Linked DNA regions of Homo sapiens: region 2 is linked to region 1. Evidence: read pairs that join two places in POLR2A ChIA-PET (ENCODE). Cell type or tissue: PC-3. All regions are shown on one strand. Links, peaks and the distances in the headings refer to the core of each region. The heading gives the core; the rest is flanking DNA. Region 1 overlaps SLC35A5 (solute carrier family 35 member A5). Region 2 has its middle 36 kb from the start of CCDC80.

Evidence for each region. ChIA-PET counts read pairs that join two places held together with the same protein. Peaks named below come from ENCODE experiments on the same cell type or tissue, not always from the same donor. Only the 100,000 strongest peaks of a DNase experiment are listed, where the experiment ranks them.
Region 2: POLR2A ChIA-PET joins it to region 1 with 5 read pairs; 2 of 35 experiments call an interaction of 5 or more read pairs at or near these places.

Annotation. Positions count from the first base shown.
Region 1 is chr3:112,567,035-112,571,437 of GRCh38, forward strand. SLC35A5 (solute carrier family 35 member A5) reads left to right here. Exons shown (of 7, transcript NM_017945.5): 3 at 2,137-2,235; 4 at 3,506-3,636. Among named protein-coding and RNA genes, the nearest start is that of SLC35A5, 7.2 kb to the left of the region's middle. In PC-3, for the core only: no CTCF peak of the experiment used is centred there; no DNase peak of the experiment used is centred there.
Region 2 is chr3:112,674,818-112,679,220 of GRCh38, forward strand. No RefSeq gene overlaps it. Among named protein-coding and RNA genes, the nearest start is that of CCDC80, 36 kb to the left of the region's middle. In PC-3, for the core only: no CTCF peak of the experiment used is centred there; a DNase peak (open chromatin) is centred at 2,154; H3K4me3 peaks cover 483 bases; H3K27ac peaks cover 2,359 bases.

The DNA.
Region 1 (4,403 bases), core at 238-4,237:
GCTAACACAGTGAAACCCCATCTCCACTAAAAATACAAAAAATTAGCCGGGCGTGGTGGCGGGCACCTGTAGTCCCAGCTGCTTGGGAGGCTGAGGCAGGAGAATGACGTGAACCTGGGAGGTGGAGCTTGCAGTGAGCTGAGATCACGCCATTGCACTCCAGCCTGGGCAACAGAGCAAGACTCTGTCTCAAAAAACAAAAAACAAAAACAGACAAACAAACAAAAAGATACACTAAAGCCAAAGGAAATGGAGCCAAGTATCTGAGAAGGGAAGATTTGTTTTGAGTTGGAGTCTCGCTCTGTCTGGAGTGCACTGGCGCGATCTCAGCTCACTGCAACCTCCACCTCCCAGGTTCAAGCATTCTCTTGCCTCAGCCTCCCGAATAGCTGAGATTACAGGCATGTGCCACCATGCTCAGCTATTTTTTTGTATTTTTAGTAGATACGTGGTTTCACCATGTTGACCAGACGTGGTTTTACCATGTTGGCCACTCCTGACCTCAAGTGATCCACCTGCCTCGGCCTCCCAAAGTGCTGGGATTACAGGCATGAGCCACTGCACCCAGCTAGAAGGGAGGGTTTTAAAGGGGACATTGGATTAATAGTCGGGCCTTAGCCCCTTCCTCTGGGGCTGAAGGGAAACCAGTGAATGCCATGTAGAAAGGTATGTTAGTGTGGGCAGGAGATGTGTGGAGGGAAATCACATACCATGTTGTCATATGGTCTGGGATCGGCCGTGAAAGGACTGCAAGAAAACCACTGAAAAGCAAGAACAAGCTAAAGAACAGTGACAAGGGTTTGAAAGTTATAATCCAAAGTCCCCCCTTCTTATATGCACATGTTGGCTTATGTGTATCATGATGGATCATGAGAAGTATCATTGGAGGATAACAGAGTGTGAGTTAAGTCTAGCATTTAACTGAGAAAAAGGAGATGTTTTGACTATGCTTTGAATGATGGGGTAAAGTTGAACAGGCAGATATTTAAATTCAGGTGAACATTTATTAAGTGCCTGCTAAGTGCCAGGTATATGAACGTGACAAACATGGTCCATTTCTTGTAAGGATCTTCCATTCCATTTCACTTCACACACTTCCAATGAGACAAGTAGGGCCACAGAGGTTTAGAGGTAGTGCTATAAGAACAGAGATGAATAAAGAATTGATTCTGATTAGTTTGAGAAGGTCAAGGGAAACCACAGGAGAGTGGAAGAAAGTGTTCTGGATAGACAGTGTCCACTTGGCTTTTTTTCCCTACATTTGGCCAATTTTGGTTTAATGTGACTGAGAGAAGCAAGCAAATGTCTTCAAAAGTGGGGAAAATGCATTCCTGAAAATAGTACCCAATAAAGTTTATGTTTATCCTTGGCAAAATTGTAAAGCGAGTTGTTTGTAAGCATTTAGAAGAGACAGGTAACAGTTAAGATGAAGTCATACCAACCAAACCTCACTTCCTAATTCTATTGATTTGCAGTTTAGGATGTAGCTTTCCAACTCATCAGTGGGTTTGGATGTGTCCAAGTATTTCCTCTCGGCCCTAAAGGTAGCAGAGCCCTAGGCCAGTTGCCTCTTGCCTTAGATAGTTTCCTTCTTTACCTCAGTGTACCATTTATCCCAGAGTGCCAAACAAATATTAATGTTTTCTGTGTGTACCGTGATATAAAACAGATTGGAAAACTCTTAAGGGGATGTCATAGACAGAGTGTACCTCAATTTTAGCAAGGCAAAGAAATCACAAGAAGAATTATGAGCTGAGTAATAATTCAGCAGGTCAGTTCATAGCTGTTGCATGAGTCGGTGTTGATTGATGGTCAATTTAGCAGGCAGCCTCTGATGCCATGCCACAGAGCTTTCTTTGCCCTTAGTCCTAGCCTCCTTAATGTATTAGCAACTTGGATGAAGACATGAGAGGCTGTTTAACAAATTCAAGGATAATAAAAAGCCAAATGGGATAGGGATAGCTAATACATTAGGTGAATTGATTAAAAAATCCAAAGGAGCAAAGGCAACTGGAAGAAACTTAATATAACCAGTAGTAAATCCAGCTTTTAAATTTTAAAACAATTATGTTATACTGTATATAAACATACATGGAATAAAATATATAGTTAAAAAACATTTCTGTTACATTTCAGAAAACAAGTATGATTATCTTCCAACTACTGTGAATGTGTGCTCAGAACTGGTGAAGCTAGTTTTCTGTGTGCTTGTGTCATTCTGTGTTATAAAGAAAGGTAAGTCTTGAAATGGTACTATATACTTGTTAATCATAGGACCAAAAAATGTTAGAACTGGAAGGAACATTTTGTATCATTTAGCTTAGTCCATTAAATTTTATATGAGGAAGCTAAGATACAAACATAAGTATGTTTTAGAGGTGGAGAAACAAGCTCAAAGAGAAAGTGTTAATGCAGAGCTGCATAGGAAGGGGAGGAGCTGGGACACCAACTCATGTTTCCTAATGCCCTTCCTATTACTCTATCTTGTTACTTGTTCTGTGATAGTTTCATACAGTAAGTTAGTTTTTATTCAAATTAAAGATTTTCTAAATCGTGCTAACTTGAGATGTATCATATTTCAAAATAGTTCCCATTTCCTGCAGGGAAGGTAGCATAGTGCACAGGCATCAAAGAGACTGTTCTGGGGCAGATTATTTTCTCTGAGCTCCAGTTTTCTGAGCTATCACATAGGGATACTAATTCCTTTCTCAAATGTAAAGTATATAGCCTTCCATGGAATGTATATGCTGTTTAATATACATTAATTCTTCACCTTAGTTCCCCAATTATTGCGCCTCCGCTCCCTCCCTCTGCCTCTTTCATATACCTTCACACATGAGGTAAACGTAAACTTTAGAGCATTGAAGTGTTTGCCCAGCAAGATGTCTTTTCATATTCCAGGGTTTCAAACTTTGCAGTTTCTCGTTAGTGACTACTTTTCTTAATCTCATAAAACTCAATGCATTATTTGCAGGGCCTTAAACTGCCTTTGTTTTCTTTTTGTTTTACATTCTCTCTGCTACAGTGCCTAAGTTTTTAGAAACCTAGAGATGGAATAATAACTGACAGGATTACTAAAAGTTAACTTTCTCTAGTTCCATATATATAAATTTCGATTTAGTATCCCCCTTTCCTGATTTGCCCTGGGGGGCAAAAATTCCAGTATGAAGCCTTGATTTTTTTTTTTTTAACTTATTTTAACTTGTTGATCTCCCTGTTGGCCTTATGCTCTTACAGCAGCAAGAGAAACCACATATTTATTCTGAGTTGCCTTAAGTAATACTTCTGTTATCTCAAATTAACAGGAATTAGGATAACCAGTAGTCCTAAGGTTGTTGCTGATTGTCAGTGATGAAACTGGTGGGTTGAAGAGAGACAGTAATGAAATGGAGGCACGTTTATAAAGCTCCCTTTAAAGAATTGTATCAGTAATCAAGTGCAGTGTAATTTCTCTAAAAATGTGGGCATTCTCATCAAGGTCATTTACACCGTGTTTCTTTCTAAGATCATCAAAGTAGAAATTTGAAATATGCTTCCTGGAAGGAATTCTCTGATTTCATGAAGTGGTCCATTCCTGCCTTTCTTTATTTCCTGGATAACTTGATTGTCTTCTATGTCCTGTCCTATCTTCAACCAGTAAGTAAATATGAAAAAGAAAATACCATTGAAAAGATACAGAGAAATAAATCCCAGAATTTTTTTTTTTTTATCATTTTTGTTGGCATTGTTAGTTTCTCATTGTCCTCACTGGCCTTCCTGAGATTTCCCCAGAATTATCTGAGTCCTGAATTATCAATATGCGTGCCAGGTTCTCTTAAATGGTCAAGATTACTGTATTAAACTGGGCTGACTACCATGGGGGAGTTGCTCCCTAGACCAAGAAATCTGAAGCCACCTCTTTTTATGTAACCCTAATTAGTATGCCTATTTTCTGAGACGTCCTGTGGCCACTAACCTCTAATTATCTCAGCATCCAGGACCTCATCCAAGAAAACTTCCCTGATTAACTCAGAAAGTTAAACACTCAATGTACCTTTCTTACACCTGTTTTAATGTAGTTTATATGAATTTTATTTGTATGGTTTTCTTTTCTGTTAGTCATGTCATTTAACCAACAAATTCTTCAAGGGTAGGGATCATGTCCTCCCAACTAGAAATGCCATCTATAACTGATAATGCTGGAAATACTTCTCATCTTTCTTGGCATCCTTTGTGTCAGTTTAGAAAGCCATTAGTAATCCGAGCTGGAGTTTGGTTTTTCTGCTTTCACTTATTACTCAGTTTGGGTCACAATAGGTCACATGTATATTTCCCTTTAATATTTTATAAAATGAAGATTTCTATTGCCTTTATTGCCAAAATGTGTTTTAAATTTCTTTAAAAAGTAAATTCAGGCATTTGAT
Region 2 (4,403 bases), core at 306-4,305, 110 kb after region 1:
CTTCCCCTTCCTGAAGTTTTTAATATTTTGAAAACTTTTCCGTCATATGACATTCATTTTCACACCTTCGACAGCTTATGTATTTCTGAGTCCTTTTAGTGAGCCCAGGTCTCCCAGACAAGCCTCACTTCAGGATAAAGTGGGGAGGCAGGTTCTTGCCAGGCATGACACAAAATGTCTTTTTTCTTATTGGTTGAACAGAGCCTTTCTACATTAGTCCCACAGTGCTGTGGAGTCCAGGAAAGGCATGATCAAGAACAGGGCCAATCAGGAGTTATAAACAATGTTCCAGACTGCTTAGAGGAGACCCCTCTATGCGGCCTCAACTCCCCAGGACCAGAGAGGGAATGTGCCTTTCCCATCCTCTCCTTGTCTCTGAATAATAGGTGATATTTATTTAAGGTACTCATACTGAAGCCTCCATTTGTAATTGTTCAGATCCCTCTGGAAATAATTTTTAAAAACATAAAATTGTACAAAGTTCCCTGGTGGAAAAAAAAACATATCAGGTACTTAATTGCTTAAAATAAATCTTTATTGAATAGATGAAAGCAATAACTTCTGGCATGCAGAGTAGAAACAGAAGCAGTATGATTCTCAGGAGAAGTGAAGTGTCAAAGGAGGACCTGGAGATCGCAAGGGAAGAGGGAGTGGTGTTGTTGGGGGAGCCCGGCACGGAGCGTGATTTGCTCCTTGGAAAGTCAGAGGTGATGGGTGTTTCTCATCTGGGCAGAGAAACAAACACAAGGAGTCAGGATCTGCGGCTTCCTGGGTGGAAACAGGGCCAGACAAGACAGTTCAGACGGGACTAGAAAAGGAAGCAGAGGGGAAGCAATTGGCAAAAGGTTTTCCAATAGTCAGAGATGGTAACAAGCTGGTCCCAGATGCTTGGACCCAAATACTTAGAGCAATAAGTTGACTTCATAAGGTAAATTGTAAACTAGACAGTGCTGAGCCATATCTAATTTATACTTTAGGTGTCCTCATGATTTTCTAGAAAAAAATTACTATAAATTTTAATTATTTTGGTTATTTTCCAGTTTTCTTCAATGTTTCTTGTTAAATTTTAATTTGAATCTCTTTTCCTAAAGCCACCTTGTAAATGAGTCTTTATTTTGAGATTTTTTTTTTCTTCCATTTATTTGCTGAATTTAATCAATACTCTTCATTTCTTCCTGGCTGGCTTTTGTTTGTTTATTTTTTGGTCCACTTGGGTTTTTGTTTTTCAATTTTTCATTCACTTCAAATACAGGTAAGTAAGGCTTGAAAGAGATGGGTATTTGTAGAAGCCACAGCCTGGCAGAGAAAGGAGCATCTGCAAAGGCACTGAGGCAGGAGCAAACCTATCTTATTTGAGCAAAATTAAGAAAATCCGCATGGCTGGATTAGAAGAGCAATGGGATTATTTTTATTATGTGTCGGGCACTGTCTTAGGGGCTTTAAAAATATTAACTCATTTTGTTCTCAAAACAACACTACGAACAGGATACGATTTTTAGCCTCATTTCACCAATGAGGAAGTGAGGCACAGACCAGTTAAGTAATTTACTCAAAAACACACAGAAAATAGAGCCACAGAATAGTCTGGTTCCATCTTTTATACTAGGAGAAGGAGGAAAAGAAAGAGGAGGAGATGGAGAGGAAAGTGGAAGGGGAAGGAGAGGAAGAGGACAGGGAAGACTAGGACAGGTGAAAGGTAACAGGGTACCTCAGCAGGTAGGTCTCACAGAGCATTTCTGGGACTCTCACTTTTACTCTGAGTGAGATGGAACATCATGGGAAGATTTTAATCAAGGAAGTGACATAATTTGATTTACATTGGAAAAGGATCCCTCTGGCTGCTGGGTTGAAAACAGACTGTAAAAGAGAAAATGATGGAAGCAGGAAGACCAGCAAGGAAGCTATTAAAGTAACACAGGGTGTCAGATCAGCTGATATTCACAAATTCGGATTTTTCATGCAAAAAAAACCTCATCTTTGTGTTTCTTTAAACATATTGGCAACTAATTCAAGCCTTTGTAAAATACTGTGACTGCTCATTAAAAGACATGTTGACAGACACCACCCCCTCACCCGTAACACACACACACACATGCGCGCCCTCTCCTCTTGCATGACTCCTCTCTCAGGGCTGAGCTGTTTTTCTGAGGGTGCCACAATGAATCAGCTGCTTAGTCATCTCTGGAGTGCGGGAGCTAGCAGAACAGCAAAGAGGCATTACAAACCCAATAGCGGGTTTCACTTCCTTGAGCAGTATTTATTCTGCTCTCTACCTCATGCTGCCCAAACTGTTGGAGAGGCCCTATCCACTCTCCCTGCCTTTTCAGCCCTTATTCTCCCAAATGCAGCCACAGAGGAGGTAAGAGAGACAATCCTGGTTGGTGGCAGACATTATCCTAGTATCATTTTTCCTGCCCCTGGAGACCTGAGATGCTGAGTTATAAATGCCCCCTTCACATTTGAAACTATATTTTGCAAGCCCTAGGAAGGCAGCTGTGCAAAGCTTGCAAGGAGGACAGAAGTGTGCAAACTTTTTTTTATCCCCTCCTTAATAAAATCATACAAATTGATGCAGGTGAACCCGCTAGCCACCAGTGGATATCTGATATCAGTCTGAAAATTTTAGACCTGATTTCTGAGGTGTGCATGAGCTTTGGCCTTTGTTTTAATAACCAAGGGCTGAGATTCTCTTTGAGAAGAAGGTCCCCTCCCATTCTCTATGCATTTTTTATTTGTATAAATTTAAAGGGTACAAGCGAAATTTCGTTACATGCATGTATTGCACAGTGGTGAAGTCATGGCTTTTACTGGATTTGTTATCTGAAAAATGTACTTTGTACCAATTAAGTAATTTCTCATAATCTCCCCACCTTCTGTGCCCCCACCCTTCCAAGTCTCTAGTGTCTATCATTCCACACTCTTTGCCCATGTGTACACATTATATAGCTCCCACTTATAAGTGAAAACATGCAGTATTTGACTTTCTGTTTCTGAGTTGTTTCACTTAAGGCAATGGCCTCCAGTTCCATCCATGTCACCGCAGAACACATTATTTCATTCTTTTTTATGGCTGAATAGTATTCCATTGTGTTTATATACCACATTTTCTTTATCCTATTATCCATTGACAGGACACTTAGGTTGATTCCATATCTTTGCTGTTGGCCACACATTTTTTTAGATGTGGTTACTACAGCAACACACTTGTCAGGTCAGCCTTGGGAAGACAGCAATAACTTCTGTCAGGATACAGAAACAAATTTATCTTCTTAGTAGCTGGCCAGATAATTTCCTAAGGGAGAAAGGGCTTTGATAGCAATGAGGTGGGTAAAAGACATAGCCTTGGTCTTAAGTGAAGAAGGAAAGTAGACGGAAGACTGGGACCAAGCACTGCAGAGGAAATGTGAAGAGTGATGGGAGTCTGGCTGGAGAAGTGGGGGAAGTCGGGGGAGGCTTAGAGAAATAGGTAGCTGCAGGAGGTGGGGGACTGAGCAGAGCATTGGGAGATGTGACTCTTTCCTATGAATCTCCAGATCACCACTAAAATTACCAAAAAATCTTTGCTGCAAAAACTGGTGAAGGGCCTTGGGTATTAAGGTTGGCCTGGGGCAGAAACAGAGTCACCTGCACAAATAAGGGAAAGGGTCAGGTCTAGGCTGAATTACTTGACACAGGCAGTTAAGTATTATACACAGAGTCAGGATGCAGTTGCAGGACAGGTATGGAGCCAGAGCTAAAGTATTTATCACTCCAAACTCAGTTCCGGGTGATTATTTCTGGCCCTCATTCAGCCTTCCTCTCTGGCTCTCTGGAGGTCTCCTTCCTAGTCTAGTATTTCTAATTCAAGACAGCAAGCACAGTTTAACAATTAAATGAGGGTTTTGTCTCACGTGAGGTAGTGAGTGTAGTTGTCAAGAATGATTTAAATCCTGACTTTGCCACTTTTACAAGTGAGTACTTGGTTAAGTCCATCGGTTTTCCAATTATGAAATGGTCTAATAGGGTTATCTATCTCACAGGGATGTTGTGAATGTTAAATAACTAACACATATAAAGTATCTAATATTATGCCTAGTACATGGCAATATTTTAGTAAATATGCCTACGTATTATTACTTAATACTGGGAGAAAAAAGGGAGTTTAGCCACAATACCAAAACTTCCTTTTCTGTTCACTGAGTATATTTTTTAAAATTTCTATTTGTAGTCATAGTTTTATTTTTTAAATGTTGTGTTATTGAGGTATAATTGACATATAATAAACTATACATACTTAAAGTATCAGTTTGATGAATTTTGAGGCTGTATCTGTATCTATCCATGAAACCATCACCACAATCAAGAGAGTGAACACATATATCATCCCCCAAAATTTCCTTGGGCCCTATCTTAGTCTTTTGGGG